Linked DNA regions of Mus musculus: region 1 is linked to region 2. Evidence: chromatin loops called from intact Hi-C (ENCODE). Cell type or tissue: left cerebral cortex. All regions are shown on one strand.

Region 1 (8,000 bases), 540 kb before region 2:
ACTGGAAAGGCGGCGTAAAGAAGAGGAAGAGAGGAGACGGGCAGAAGAGGAGAAGAGGAGAGTGGAGAGGGAACAGGTGAGCTTTCAAGAATGTTGACCCAGGTATCCGTGGCCTCTAACCGTGGAGCTGGGTCCCGGGGACCAAATGCATATGCATGCATGCATGCATGCATGCTCAGGGGTTAGGTATCTAAACGTGCTGAAGACTCCAACGACTTGACTTTTTATCTTCAAAAAGAATAAAAAATTGTTACAGTGTAGAGACCCTGTGAGTCTTGAAGAGGCTGACATGTGACAGGTGTCTGAATATACACTCACAGGCTTGGCTTACATCCTTTGAGCTCCAAATAACTGGGTGAGGTTAACTTTCAGACAGGGAAATTCAAAACCAACTTTAAGGAAACTATTGATAAATGCCTGAAGTATCTACTGGCTGAGTGAGTACTGTAGCCTAAGTGTAGCTTTGAAGATTGTTTGTGTTGCTTAGTACAAAAACCAGTTTTGTATACTTGTTCTTTTATTATTGCCCTGTGGAGCTTATTTGTAAATTTCTTAGATTATTTATGCAAACAGAAAATAACTTTCCTTAGTTTATATGGCTTTCCTACCTTTGAATTGGTCAATCTGTGCTTTGAGCTTTGAAGAAGGAAGAAAGTCAATGAATGAAAGCCATTTTGAATTGGAGTTCATATTTAAAGTACTAACAAACATGACTTTATCTTCCAAACACAGTGATCCAGCTACTGGCCTTGACACTCCTCCTGGACCTTGTGTGTCTAAGCCTGGGTCTGCACATGAACCCATGTTCCTAGAATCTCCGTGGTATAGCCTACCTGTTATTATCTACTTCTTGGCCCTAACAGTAGGGCTTATTTGTTTATGTAGTTAGTTACTAATGTTTTTATGGTGCTTATTCCTGGCGGCTACAAATCTGTGAAAATGCTACCTGCTACTTGTTGGAAGTCACCCAGGCATGATTCCAAGTTTGATTGTGACAAGAAATGTGATGGTGGCATTTTCGTTCTTAAGATTTTGTGAATAAAGCTGGAGAAATGGCTCAGCAGTTAAGAGCACTGGGTGCTCTTCCAGAGGACTGTGGTTCAGTTCCCAGCCCCCACATGGCTTCCTACAACCATCTGTAACTTCAGTTCCAGGGATCCAGTGCCCTTTCCTGGCCTCTTCCAGCAATGCGTACACATAGTGTACAAACATACACTCAGGCAAAACACTCATAAATATAAAAATGTGAAAGAACCTTGAAAAAGATGTGAATAGCAAGTACCCTGCACTTTTAGCATTTCTTAAAATTGGTTGTTTTACTCTGCTTTTTATGTTTTTATTCATTTATTTATTTATTTTTGTAAATAATCTTCCCTTGCTGTGGTGCGTGGTACATTCCCACGAAAGCGTGTATATGCTGTATTCTCTGTTCGTTGCATGTCGAGATCTTTGTGGTTTGCATAGCATCTGATTTCCCCCAGTATTCTTGCATTTTAAAGTCAGAAAACATGTTTATAGTAACTTGATCTTTCAAGCTCTGATTTAAATTCTGTTATTTTCGAAAAAGGAATGCTCTGAGACACAGATTTCTTTTCTCAGGCAGCTAAGGCCACGTGTCTGTCACAAAGCCACTTGATTGATGCCTTAGCGTGCTCTTGGCATGTCAGGTGTAAGCTAAAGGGACTTGGCTTTGGGTGTTTGGTGCGGTTTATAAGATGTGGTGTTCTGAGTGTTTGCAGGCCACTGTTTCTCTGTTGTCTGGTATTCTGACCAGAACTATTGGTTAACTCAAACATCTGGTCAGGCATATCTTTGGCTCTTTTTACTTAAGGGCATGTGCCATGAAATGGGGTGGTTGGGAGGAGGCGCTCACTATAGAAACAGAAGCCACCTCCATGGGACAGTTCTCCCACATGCCAGTCCATTGCTCCCCTGCTAGGACAAGTAGGTCCTCCTGCTTAATGTGGGGCTGAAAGTATACAGCAGGCGCTGCGGCTTGTCTCTGATGGGCTTGGGTTAGGGTTTCCTGATGCCTGTGTACTAATAGGAATTGTGTAACTGCAGGGTTGTGTGTTCTCACCTCTCACCTACCCCATCCCCAGCACTGGAGCCGAAACCTCTGCTGTGCTCTGTACGAGGTTACCGTCTCCACTGTGACTCGGTGGTCGTTCTCGCCCGCTGTCACGTCATCAGCCTGCCCCTGCACTCGTGCCTGTACACACTACACAGACACACAAGCTCACCAGCGTGGGCTTGGCCAGATTACCTGTAGAGAAGTGCCCATAGTCCATGACTCCTGACCACATCTTCCGACTGTAGCCATTATTCCAGGAACTTTTGGAGTCATTAGCAAAAGCACAAATCCTGTTTGGTTGGTTTGGGATTTTGTTTTTTTGTTTTTTTTTTTTATTTTTATCTTAAACAGATTTGGGTGTTAGTTTTTAAAAATTGCTGGTTTGTGCTTATTTAAAATGATGCCTCGCCATTTCTGTGGTGTCTGTTGTCCTTAAGAGGAAGCTAGCCTCCTTAAAGTTCCGTATTGGATGTGATGAGAGTGTAATAGCAGCAGTGCTTGAACGCCGCTGTGTGCATCATGCCAGTAAGCTAGACTACTTACAGCTTGGAGCCTTGCAAACACCCTCAGCAGCAGGTTGTCTTCACTAAGGAGTCCAGTCCTCGGCGAGCTTGCTGCCGAGCTTCTGGAGTGCCGGTTACCCACACAGGGGACTCAGTCGCGTCCCTCCTGGATGTACTGACTGCTGGGTCATTTCTGTGTGACAGGAGTACATCAGGCGGCAGCTAGAGGAGGAGCAGCGGCACCTGGAGATCCTGCAGCAGCAGCTGCTCCAGGAGCAGGCCATGTTACTGGTAACGCCCCGCCTCTGTCCCGTTCCATACCACAGGGCCGTTGTCCCTTCCCTAAGTTGGCCAGATGTAGTGACCGTCAAACTTTTTTGGTCTCACTGTGGCAGCCAGGTTCCAGTGAAGCTGTCCTCTGGTCATGCTATCAAGCACAGTGAAAACTGCCCTTAGTTTATTTCCCAATAGTAAGCTAGCTCCTTGTTTGGTAAATGCCTGTCAACTCTTAAACAGAACCTGGCATTCAGTGAATGTGAAAATGCCAGAGGTATCAGGTTCACAGTGCATGCTGTGGGAATTTTTGCTGAGTATGTGTGTATATATACCACTGTATCTGATGTTTAATTGAATTCCTTTACTCCGCAATGATGTTACAGTTAGCAAATGCTGTCACATTTTACACAGGTAACATGCTATTTAAAATCCCAGCCATTTTGCCTTGCTCTTAAACAATGGGGGAAGTGCTATTTAAAAAAAAAAAAAAAACCAAAGCCAAGAAGGGATCCAGAGAGGAGGTGAGCTCGCCACGGTCCCCAGATTCAGTGTCACCCTCTCCCTCTCCAAGGAGTGCCGATGGCGGGAGATGGAGGAGCACCGGCAGGCAGAGAGGCTCCAGAGGCAGTTGCAACAAGAACAAGCATATCTCCTGTCTCTACAGCACGACCACAGGAGGCCGCACGCACAGCAGCAGCCGCCGCCCCCGCAGCAGCAGGACAGGAGCAAACCGAGCTTTCATGCTCCAGAGCCCAAGCCTCACTATGACCCTGCTGACAGAGCTCGGGAGGTACCTGCTTTCCCTATTGCTTACAGACTGGTCCCGAGAGAGCTAGGCGTCCCCTGATGACTGTCGAGAGCTGTACTGCAGGATCTCACCTCTGTTTTCTGCATGGATTTCTTGGTTAACAAATGCTAGAGAGATCAGAAGAAAACTACACACACACACACAAGTACCTGGCAGTGTTAGTCTTTACCATGCGAATGAGAGAAATGTCAGTCTTGTTTAAGACTAGCATGAGGAGGCAGTGGACTTTTAGCCTTACTGGATCAGTGGTGTTTGGATGACCAGAGCCTCCCATAAGGATGCAGCAAGTGGTCCTCTCTGGGCTAGACAGAAGGACGTGGGTGCGTCCAGGAGCACTGTGCGGTTCTGGCCTGCAGATGGCTCCCTTCTACATCTTCCCTCACAGGGAGCAGAGTCCAGGACAGATTCTGTTCTTTAGAGAGTAATGAAGCTCTAGGTGCTGAGGATAGTCTAGAAGCTGCTTTGCTTAATTTTCATTTTCATAGTTTTTAAAAGTCCTCTATCAAATCTTAGCCCTGCTCAGCACCGCCACTGTGCACTTAGCTGCCTCTCTTCTCAGAGCTGAATAGAACACATTTTCTCTCAGTTGTCTTGCTCTTACATGTTCCTCATCTCTCCTTTCCTACTAACATGGAGCCGTGTCTTCTAATTCTCTGACGCAGGTGGAAGATAGATTTAGAAAGACTAACCACAGCTCCCCTGAGGCCCAGGCTAAGCAAACGGGCAGAGGACTGGAGCCACCCGTGCCTTCCCGGTCAGAGTCTTTTTCCAATGGCAACTCCGAGTCTGTGCACCCTGCCCTGCAGAGACCAGCGGAGCCACAGGTAGCAGCAGTAGCTCCCTGTGCCACGTGTAGCCCGTTGTCTCAACAGCTGGTGTGAACAGGAGGCGTGCATTCAGCGTAGGGAGAGGAGGCTTGTCGTTTGTTTGTTTTGTTGTCTAAGATTTTTATTGAACTCATTATGGCTATCTCCAGTCAATACTTTTATTTCCCCCTCCTTAACTCAGATGTGAAGTCCCTCCTTCCTCTTAAATACTTTTTTAAATTATATTTTTAGAACGTTGGTTTTATTGTATAAGCAGGTTAGAAGAGAACTTTTAACCTGAACATTTTGAAGTAAGTACTTTGTGTCTGTGGTCCCAGCTCCCTGAAGGACCTTTGGACGCTAAAGGTGGCCTTGCATTTCTGTGCAGGCTCCTATTTATTTGGCTGAATGTGTAAATTTCCTGGGAAAAGGTTTTTGGTTTTGTTTGTTTGTTTGTTTGTTGTTTTAAAATACAAAACCAGATTCTCAAACCTGTCAAGATTGAACACAGGTTATGCCTAGTGGGTTGAATATTGATTTCCTGTAAGAGATTAGGACAGAGTTTATGACTTTTCCTTCAGTCTGTCCCAGAGTCTGTCTTGTCTGAGTGCTCAGAAGAGAAGCAGCAGCCTTGTCTAGAAAGGACAGTAGGTGGCAGACACACCCATCCCCTGAGGGTGTGTAGGCACTCCTCCATGCTGCTCTGCCTCACACACTTCTCTGAGCTTTCTGTACTCGGTCGGCCCTGGTGTTTGCATGTCACCTAGGACAAGAGTTGGTGGTTTTGAGAAGAAATGGCCCTTCTGTGACAGATGCAGTCACATGAGAATTTGAATGTGTTCTGCAGTAACCAACCCTCCTGGGGGATGGTTGAGCTGAGCAAATCTGAGGTACAGGGGGTGGGGTTTATGCAGATATAGCAGCTGAGAGCTTCAGAGAGCTACACCAGAGAATGCCAGCAGAGGCAGTGGGAAGGGCCAGGTGCCACTTGCTGCTCCACTTAGTGCCTGTTTCCTGGTGAGAAGCATGGTTGTCCTGAGAGCTAAACCCAACACAAGGGCAAACTTGCCTCTGAGCAGCAGGCTCGAGAAGCTTCTGTTTGAGGAGATGAGACAGACAGCCTCTCTTCCTCCGCTGCAGAGTTCTTGCCCCAAGCTTTCACCTGCAGGAGGGAAACTCGTGTGGCTCCTAGCGTTGAGTCCCACTTAGCGTTATTTGGTAACACATCCGTTTGGTTGCTCTCCCAGTGAACACTTAGATGTTTTAGTAGTATGGGAATTGTACCAAAGCTAGGATTCTTTGGATCTGCCTGTGAGCCACAGAGACTATGCACTGGGTCTTAACTGCCGGTTTCACCTGCAGAAGCCAGGCAAGTCAGCACAAGACACATTGATTAGTGCGTGCTGAGTTACAGCTCCCATAACCGCCTTAGTGGTTGGTTATTCTCCAGCAGTGAGGTACAGGTACCTCTTACTAAAATAGTTTATAGAGTTCTGAGAGGATGTTTTTTTAAAGTGACTGCAGAAATTCACTTGGCCAATTGTCATGTCCTTGAGTTCTCATTTCAAAGGCATATTCCTACTGTCAGCCCAGAGTATCTTGATGCTGGTCAGCCTGGGCTTTCTTGGTACTGGATATTTTGGTAAAGAAATTTTAATCCCACTTTTTTCATAACTAGGAGTGTAAACTCAGCTAGGTCTAAAACATTTTAAGATTGGGAGAAAAAAATATTGGTATTCTTGAAAAGTTGGCTGTTCTTAAGTTTCTCTGCTACAGTCCCATAATAGGAAGAGTGTGTGTGCACGCACAAATAAGTCCCGTCAGTAAGATTCTCAGACCCAGGGTTCTGAGGTGGTGGGGAGGTTTGCTGATGAGCAGTGTCTCTGTCATGTGGTCCCCAGCTCTCTGTGCTGACATGGACATGCATGTATCACTCTCCCCTCGGGGGTCTGTGCATGCCCCTGTTCACTGCTGTCTGCAGTTTGTGTCTGGGCACTTTCCCTTATGCGTGTGCCTTTGCTCTTCCTCTTGCCTGTCACCAGCATGGAGCCTATTGGCTGCTCCATGCTTGACACTATGCCTCCCCGACTCACACCCACCTCCTGTTTGGGATTTAGTGTTGACCAGAAAAGCTAGTTGTATGCAGAACGCATTGAATGTTTTGTGTTTTGTTTTCTTGTAAGGTACAGTGGTCCCACCTGGCATCTCTCAAGAACAATGTCTCCCCTGTCTCGAGATCCCATTCCTTCAGTGACCCTTCTCCCAAATTCGCACACCACCATCTCCGCTCTCAGGACCCATGTCCACCTTCCCGCAGTGAGGGGCTCAGTCAGAGCTCTGACTCTAAGTCGGAGGTGCCCGAGCCCACCCAAAAGGCTTGGTCTAGATCAGACAGTGACGAGGTGCCTCCAAGGGTAAGGACAGACAGACAGACGCGCTGTTTTCTCTTTATTTAAACTTACTGTTTGCTGTGATGATGGGAACAGTGACTTACTTCATCAGGGCTAAAGGGCCAGAAGTTTCAAATGACTTCTCAGGGAGGGAAGCCATTCCCCACCTCAGCAGTTACAATTAGCCAATGGTTAGTTAGCTTTTTATCATTGACTGGTTTTAAACGTAGTTTAATAAAAAGTATTTATGGAAAAAATTTTAAGCAACATGCTTCTAAATAAGTAGAATTATAAATGTGTACAGAAGCTCTCCATTATTGTGCATGACATCAAGAATTTAAGAAAAAATCTTATGAGGAAAAATTAACAAGACCATGATTTTTTACTTTAAAGTTGAGCGTATTGTACTTAATAGTACATGAGGATTAAAAGGCACATCTCAGTTTATTTTTTCCTCCACTTGGAATTTGCTTCCTCTGAATATTTTCTCGCTTCTTTGCCAGTCTTTGCTTCCTGCTGATCTATTTGTAGACCGTTGTTGGATTTCTTTGAGCTTACTTTTGTGATTCTCACATACTATCTCAGGGAAGCGCTGCTGTATGCTCTCTGCCACCCGCTTCAGTCCAAACATGACTTCAGCATGACAGGACTGTAGAGATGGGCCAGGCTGTCTGGATCGTGCAGGAGCAGGGGAGGCTTGGGAAAGGGAAGAGCTAGCTTCGTGGCAGGCATTCCGGACTGAGGAAGGCTGTGTTATAAAGTGTACTGTGAGGAGGGGGGGCTGGGGGGGAGCTGTGGTGTTCTTCTGTTGTCTGTCTTAACTGCTGTGTTTCCTACCTAAAGGTTCCCGTGAGAACGACCTCTCGTTCCCCTGTCCTCTCCCGTCGGGATTCCCCACTGCAGGGCGGTGGACAGCAGAATAGCCAAGCAGGACAGAGAAATTCCACCAGGTAAAAAAAGAGAACTGACAGGAGGAGATGTGCTGTGGCTCCCAGTCTCTCAGAAAGTCATCTGTTGTCTGTTTGCAGAAATGTGCATCTCTAGCACTGAGGTTCTAGACCGATGTGACATATTTTACACACTCACACACACACACACACACTCACACTCACACACACACGCAGCAGCAGCAGCGTTATTGAT
Region 2 (8,000 bases):
AACTGAACAATATCCCAAGCTTTCATATTTTGTCTTGGTAAAAGGGACATCCACTGTGCTGAGCACATACTCTATTACTAGGCCAAATCCTCAGCCCACAAAAGGGTTTTTTTTTTTTTTCTAAAAGCAAACTAAAGAGGGTGGTTCCTGCCCCACCAAATCTTCAACTCTGCTTTTATTCGGTGCTAAGGAAATGGCACCATAGCATAGATTCTGGCAAAAGAGAATAGGTGACATGGCTCTACCCTGGAATAGAGCCTTAGAGGAGAGATGTCTGTCTTGGAATACTAGCAGGCTGAAACATTTTATGATAACTAGACTTCATTTGTTATCTGTGACTAACAGACTCCCCAGAGTTTATAGGAGAGAGAACTTGACCAGTTGAAAGGAAAACTGTAGACCTTCAGAGCCAAGCCCTCCAATGTCTAGAAAAGTAAGTCTCTATCCTAGAGCAAAGGATCTGGGACCCATCATGGCCAGTCAGACATGTCAATTGGAGATGTGTCCTACCAATTTTCTGTATTAGAAACCCCTCCAGATAAGAATCCACAGCATGTTCTCTCTAGTTTTTCAAGGATTTCACTGGACTAATGTAATATTTTGAAAAGTATAGATAAACAGTAAAGGAAAGATTTTACTGAGGGAAACGCCATTCAGCAAGAGGTTCTAACATCAAGGAACACATTGGATTTCAAACGGATGCTGCATGAGACTCTACGTAGGAGAAGTGAGGCAGAGCCCAGATTCTCAAGCCACCCCACCTGTGGATTTTAGTCTGCTTTCCAGGAGTGGCGAGGTGACTCTGGCCTTCTGTGAGGGAGGCCCCATCTCCTAGGTATATGACAGAAAACCTCATTTCTCAAGGTCACCATAAGGGACAGATGAGGTAGAAGCCACATGTACCTCAGAATGTGTGGCAAGCAGAAAACTTCTGTGGACTGATTGTAGGCTCACAGCGGCATGACCCATCTGAACATGGTCCCTTAATGTGACCACTGAATGATGCAGACATAGAAAATGGGAACTAAGTAAATGCAGAAAGTCAGTTTTCTGGGTGGGTCAGAGATCTGGGTGCCAGGCTGGAGGTGGGACATACTAAAGTCACACAGTAATGATGATGTCACTACTGTGGCCAGCACCACTCTTCCTCCACTGAACTTTGCCCCTGACACTACCAAGTCAGGATGTTCATATCCTGACTCCTTAGAGTTTGTGTTGTGAGGAAGGAAGAGATTAAAGAGTCCATAGTCAGTGCTCAGCCAAGTACCTGGTAGCAAGCCTCAAGAGGAATTAGGTGTGGTGTGGTATGATGTGTGTGTGTGTGTGTGTGTGTGTGTGTGTGTGTGTGTGTAGGTGTGTAGGTGTGTAGGTGTATGTAGACATATGTGTACTTGCATTTGGAGGCTAGGGGTAAATCTCATCTTTCATTCCTCAAAGTTCACTAATCTTGTTTGGGGTTGGGGGTGGGGGGCAGAATTTCTTCCTGACTGAACTAGGCTGTCTGGCCACTGAGCCATACGGATCCACTTCTGTCTGCTTTCCCAATGCTGGCATTACACGTACACGCTACCACACCTGGCTTTTTACATGTGCTCCGGGGATTAAATTTAGGGCTTCATGCTTGGGAAGGAAACAGTCTACAGAGGGAGACTGTTCATAAATTATCAATATTCTTCATTCCCAAAGGGGGACTCTTACAGTGAAGTCCAGAGGAGGGCCACACGTAACTTGTGCTTTAGTGCAAAGCCTTAGCAGATTCCATCCATTGATGAAGAACAAGCCTCCTCTGTCTGTCTCTGATCTTTTACAGTCTTCTTACGAGAAATTCCTACTGGCTCTTCGTCAGCTTTCTGAGCACAGCTTCACGAATGGCAGTTGATCTTCCTGAGTGGGTGTGAATTTCCCCCTCCTTTTCTAGAATTCAATCCACTTTCAAGAATGAAGTCATTGAACGTACCATCTTCTTGAGAGAAGTTACCCAGAGAGATCTCAGCAGAAAGTTTGTTTGCTTTGCCCAGAACTCCATTGGGAACACAACACGGACCATACGGCTGAGGAAGAAGGAAGAGGGTAAGCCTAGAAGTTTGTTCCCAGAGATTGACAACTGTTCTTCTTGAAAGGGGAAGGGGCATTTTCCCAAAAAGAGCATCAGTGTTAGCTGTGAAAGCTTTCCAGACACTAAAGCACTTTGCCGTGGTAGTTCCTTTAAGGCCTTGACTATGACCATACAACTGACTTTGACCTGAGCTTTGTAACAACTAATTTGTGTGCAGAAGAACCCATTACTCAACTCACCCAGACTTTCTGTTCATGCTGTTGCCCATTCATATAGCCTTCCCACTTACTCATTCCCTAAAGCACTCAATTAACCTACTTATCCCTCTTGTACCTACAAGAATCCCCAGCCCCACCTACCCCCACCCACTGGGACAGCCCAGTGTGCAGACATCACTTTCTTTGCCATTTGCCCCTGCTGGCTTCCAGAGACCATGACAAGAACTCTGAGAAATGCCCATGAGGAACAGTTCCATCCTTAGCAAGATGTCCAGGGATGAGGTTGGGCCAATCATGGACTTGCTCAGTCGATGACTGGAACACAGTCCAGCAGAGTAAATGTCCTCTGGCCATAGTGTGACACTGTAAGTGTGCCATGACGGTAGCTTTCCTATGCAGATCCCTTATTTATAAGTTGAGTCATGGAGGGTGCAAGGTGCTGATGTGACTCCTAGTCTAGGAATGTTTAGACTTCCATGGGGATGAGCACCCGCAAATGTAATTTACAACAGGCAACAGGAAAGGTACAGATGAGCTCTATAGACATTTGTAGGAACAAAAATAGGTAAAATGACTCAGCATCGTAGGTCAGCTCATCAGGAATTTCCCATCAACCTGGCTCTCTAGAGTTAATTGTGGAAAATTCCATCCAGACTTGAGATGACAGAGATAGCAGCATGGCTTTCTATTACATAATAGGCTGTGTTGGTCTAGATGTGTTTGCTCAGATCTCTGTGTTTCCCTTAGTGGTGTTTGTATACATCCTTCTCGGCACGGCCTTGATGCTGGTGGGCGTTCTGGTGGCAGCTGCTTTCCTCTACTGGTACTGGATTGAAGTTGTCCTGCTCTGTCGAACCTACAAGAACAAAGATGAGACTCTGGGGGGTAAGAACACCCAGTGTGCCACTCCCTGTCTAAATGACAAGACACTGTTACTTAGTTATTCCCTATCTATTGGCTCTCTTTTCTTAGAACTGTCTTAGTTGTGATTTCACATGCCTCCTGCCAGCCAGAGCCCATGAGAAAAGTCAGAGGTAGCTAATGCCTGATAGGTAGTGTTTTATCTCGAAGGATTAGGTCCTTCCTCTTCTTCTTTTCCTCCTCCTCCTCTTCCTCTTTTTCTTCCTCTTCTTTTCCCCCTCTTCTTTTTCTTTTAATTTTTCTTCCTCCTCTTATCCTCCTTCTTCCTCCCCCTCCTTCTCTTCACCTTTCTCTTCTTCTTTTTCTTCTTTCTATTCTTCTTCTTCCTCTTCTAATTCTTCTTCCTCCTCCTCCTAGTCTTTCCTCCCCCTTTTCTTACTCTTCTTCTTTTTTCTTCTAATTTTCCTGCTCCTCTTCTTGTTCATCTTCTCCTCCTTCCTCTTCCTCCTCCTCCTCCTCTTCTTCTTCCTCCTCCTCCTTCCTCTCCTCCTTTTGCTCTGGCTTTACACCAGGAAAGACTGAAGAAACAATTCTAGCTCATTCTAGTTACCAGGAACCTTGTAGAAGATACTTTTGTGGGATTTATGGGACTTAGAAATATTCTCTTTGCTAACCAATCTGGGGTGATTCAGCAAGTGGCAGCTTTATATACCGCTCTCCTCATTCATAAAACAGGACTGTCGCAGCAGCAGGCAGAGGACAGTATGTGAGCTCACTGAGGCTAGACCTGGTTTGCCTTTAGACTGGTACCTAAGTATATAGAAACTCAGTATGGTCTGCGATGAATGTCACTTGAGGATGGGTCATATGCCCAGTCAGAGTATTGACTATTGCCATCTTCACAGTCCCCTTAGACAGAGAAAGATGAAGCCATAATCTTCGTATGAGACCACCCAAAGAGGCTGTGTCTTAACTTTGAATCTTTAAGTCTGGTTTTAGGAAACCCATCACCTGGGTTATTACCACATGAAAACAAGGCATGCCAGGTCAGGGATTTGTCCCAAACAAGTGTAAGTTGCACAAATTACAAGTCCTATTATTACCAATGACACTTCTGTTAATTCACCCACAAGACATGGTTGCAATACCCATCATGTTGTATGGGCTAGAATGCTGCTTTAAGCTTTGCTGGCTTCAGCAAGTCTCAGGTCAGTGTATTTGCAGTGTCAGTGACTGACTTTACTGCTTGGAGCAGAAGGTCTGCCTGCCGTGTAAGCACCTTCACTGGGAGGGTCCTCTGAGGCCAGTGGCTTTTGCAGGCTGAAATTACGGCACCAAGAAAAGAAAGTAAGAAGTGTTTCAGGTCTGAGTTCAGTTCCCCGCCCCCACAAACACACACAAACACACACACACACACACACACACACACACACACACACACACACACACACACACACCTGAACCAAGCTAAGAAAACTAGAGAAATACATGCATTTCATCTTATTTTAGATCGATTATTGATAACATCCTTTGAGTTCCATATAAGCCAACAGTGTTTTCAGAATTTTTGTTTGTTTAATTAGCCTTTTATATTTGTATGGAACAAATTCACTGAACCCCCCCCCCCCTAAGATTCTAGAGTTTAACAAAGCAGAGTCAGTTGATAGGGATCATTTAATTTTGTCTCATGTGATTTCACTTCTTGGTGATTTGCTCAGAACTGGGTTCTGGAGCACAGTGATTCAGCGCCCTCTGCTGGTCAAACGGATATTTATTTACAAAATGAAAGCCCAAGAGTTCATTGTGAATGTCTAAACTTCATTTAGAAAGAAATAACACTAGGAGGACATGTGTAGGTCCTCTAACACCACACTCTGTAAATTCATTGCTAAATAAGTTTATCTTTTTTTTGTTTTGTTTTGTTTTCCATTTTTTATTAGGTATTTAGCTTATTTACATTTCCAATGCTATACCAAAAGTCCCCCATACCCACCCACCCCCACTCCCCTACACACCCACTCCCCCTTTTTGGCCCTGGCATTCCCCTGTACTGGGGCATACAGAGTTTACGTGTCCAATGGGCCTCTCTTTCCAGTGATGGCCGATTAGGCCATCTTTTGATACATATGCAGCTAGAGTCAAGAGCTCCGGGGTACTGGTTAGTTCATAATGTTGTTCCACCTATAGGGTTGCAGATCCCGTTAGCTCCTTGGGTTCTTTCTCTAGCTCCTCCATTGGGAGCCCTGTGATCCATCCATTAGCTGACTGTGAGCATCCACTTCTGTGTTTGCTAGGCTCCGGCATAGTCTCAGAAGAGATAGCTACATCTGGGTCCTTTCAATAAAATCTTGCTAGGGTATGCAATGGTGTTAGCGTTTGGATGCTGATTATGGGGTGGATCCCTGGATATGGCAGTCTCTACATGGTCCATCCTTTCATCTCAGCTCCAAACTTTGTCTCTGTAACTCCTTCCATGGGTGTTTTGTTGCCAATTCTAAGGAGGGGCATAGTGTCCACACTTCAGTCTTCATTCTTCTTGAGTTTCATGTGTTTAGCAAATTGTACCTTATATCTTGGGAATCCTAGGTTTGGGGCTAATATCCACTTATCAGTGAGTACATATTGTGTGAGTTCCTTTGTGAATGTGTTACCTCACTCAGGATGATGCCCTCCAGGTCCATCCATTTGCCTAGGAATTTCATAAATTCATTCTTTTTAATAGCTGAGTAGTACTCCATTGTGTAGATGTACCACATTTTCTGTATCCATTCCTCTGTTTTATCTTTTGATTTATAGAAAACTCTGGGGTTTTTACAAAACCCTGGGAGGGTCAGAGGTAGATATGGTGTGTTACACATTTTTATTTTTATTTTGCTTTTAAAATCATTTCTATTGATATTCATCCACCCTTCCTTTTACCCTTCCCCCTCCTCAGTAAAGTCAATCTCACTTTTTAACCCTTTCTGCGTACTGGCGTGTCCTACTATCCTCCTCTCTGGAACTTCTTCTTTACTCTTATCTCAAGGTCTCATCATTAAACACACCAGCACTTACCTACAGGCCACACCTCAGAGTCTCCTCCTTTCTATATGGGCAGTCGAGTACCTCACAAACTAGCTTCTATAGCTTTGGGGGCTCTGAGCCTCCTGTTTTATTTGTGGATGGTAGCCAATCCTCTGGGCATCTCTTTTAGCAAGCACACTGCTGAACGGCCTGAGACACTACTTGTGGCCTGAGACACTAGTTACATCTAACAACACTGTAGATGGAGGTTATGGAATGACCTGAAATATAAACTACAGCTGCTCCATCCCAAAACGTGTGAGTTAATGTGTGAGTTTTCTGTCTCTTCGAGGTAGTTTTTTTATTTCAGCATATCCCAACAAATCTTCCTGATAATATTATCAACAGAAGTACAAGAGACCTGTACAGTGTCCTAAGACTACTTCTATAAATGTAGCTTCTCAAATATAAGGGGAGGGCTGTGTGAGAGCCAGAGACTCTGGTCTGGCATATTTGCTACCTCATGCAACCATTCCTGCAAGGGGAACTCGACTGATCTCACCTCACAAGGAGATACAAGTACTGTCGTCACTTGACACAGCCCTTCATGACAAGGGTACATTCAGATACATGTACCCTTAGGCTACTTTTCTTTGTAGAAACAAAATATAGTGGGCTTGTATAAACCTAGACAGTATAAACTACGACACAGTAGGCTGTGGACTCTCTGGAGAGTGTGTGTATATAAGCCTATCACTACACAGTGGGTACTATATATGCAAATACATAGATAAAGCCCAACTACTCCCAGGTTGTGATGAGCAAAACAACCAACACCCAGTTAAGCAGAAGAGAACATTTATCCAATTGTGAGACTTGTTAACTGCCAGGTACGTGAGGCTGCTGATGGTGTTGTAGGGCAAACAGTGTTTAGAAGCGGTAGTGTGTTCCACAGCCATGGCAAGCCAAGTGCAACAAATGGAGAGCCGGTGATATAGTCACGTGCTATATACGGGCCATGGCCGGAGAGATATGCTTCTGCATATTGTGCACATAGAGGACCATACCAGCATTACTGCACATGGGAGAAATATTATGGGCTGTAGTGCCGTGAGGACTACAGCAGCCATGGGCAATAGGAGTCACCTGTGTGTTGTTAACTTATAGGACCTCCACTGCAATGCACCCACTGTTAACTGAACCATCCAATGCTGTTGCATGGCTAAAAGTGTGCCACTATCTCCCGATGGGTACTGGATCCAGATCTTAACAGCACTTGATTTCTGGTTATTATCACGCTTTAACGGAGCAGACTCCTCTTTGATGTGTGACTAATGAGCTAGAAACACTGCAGATACAAAGAATGATGCCCTCCCGAGCACACAAGATTCAATCACGGGAGGCCCCAGCTGTTTGATCTGTCCCCTGCAGAGACACAGGGGTACTTCATACGCTAATCATTGGGTTTCATAGGGACAATCAAAACCACTCCGTGGTGTGATTTTAAAATGGATGCATCTGCTGGCTTTGCTTTTAATTCCTTTTTGTAAGGATCCCAAATCTTATTTCTTTTCCATTTAGCATACGCTCCAAGCATCTGTATATATCATGATAGTTACTAAAAAGGACTTTGGTTTTGTTTGTTGTTCCCTTTCCTTAGATAAGAAGGAATTCGATGCATTTGTATCCTACTCGAATTGGAGCTCTCCTGAGACTGACGCCGTGGGATCTCTGAGTGAGGAACACCTGGCTCTGAATCTTTTCCCGGAAGTGCTAGAAGACACCTATGGGTACAGATTGTGTTTGCTTGACCGAGATGTGACCCCAGGAGGAGGTAGGTCTTGCCTGCCAAGGAACCAATT

The links. Peaks named below come from ENCODE experiments on the same cell type or tissue, not always from the same donor. Only the 100,000 strongest peaks of a DNase experiment are listed, where the experiment ranks them.
Region 1: it touches region 2 in a loop (6-fold over the local background); 14 of 42 quality-filtered maps call a loop at or near these places.

What each region holds. Positions count from the first base shown.
Region 1 is chr1:39,997,107-40,005,106 of GRCm38, forward strand. It overlaps Map4k4 (mitogen-activated protein kinase kinase kinase kinase 4), which reads left to right. Exons shown (of 32, transcript NM_001252200.1): 13 at 1-76; 14 at 2,782-2,868; 15 at 3,518-3,643; 16 at 4,324-4,485; 17 at 6,651-6,881; 18 at 7,701-7,807. Among named protein-coding and RNA genes, the nearest start is that of Il1r2, 84 kb to the right of the region's middle. In left cerebral cortex, CTCF peaks have their summits at 4,019 (motif pointing right) and 5,121 (motif pointing right); DNase peaks (open chromatin) are centred at 3,544, 4,011, 5,184 and 5,337; H3K27ac peaks cover 545 bases.
Region 2 is chr1:40,539,969-40,547,968 of GRCm38, forward strand. Il18rap (interleukin 18 receptor accessory protein) reads left to right here. Exons shown (of 13, transcript NM_010553.4): 10 at 1,919-2,070; 11 at 3,022-3,159; 12 at 7,799-7,972. Among named protein-coding and RNA genes, the nearest start is that of Il18rap, 29 kb to the left of the region's middle. In left cerebral cortex, a CTCF peak has its summit at 4,893 (motif pointing left); DNase peaks (open chromatin) are centred at 2,826, 3,129 and 4,887.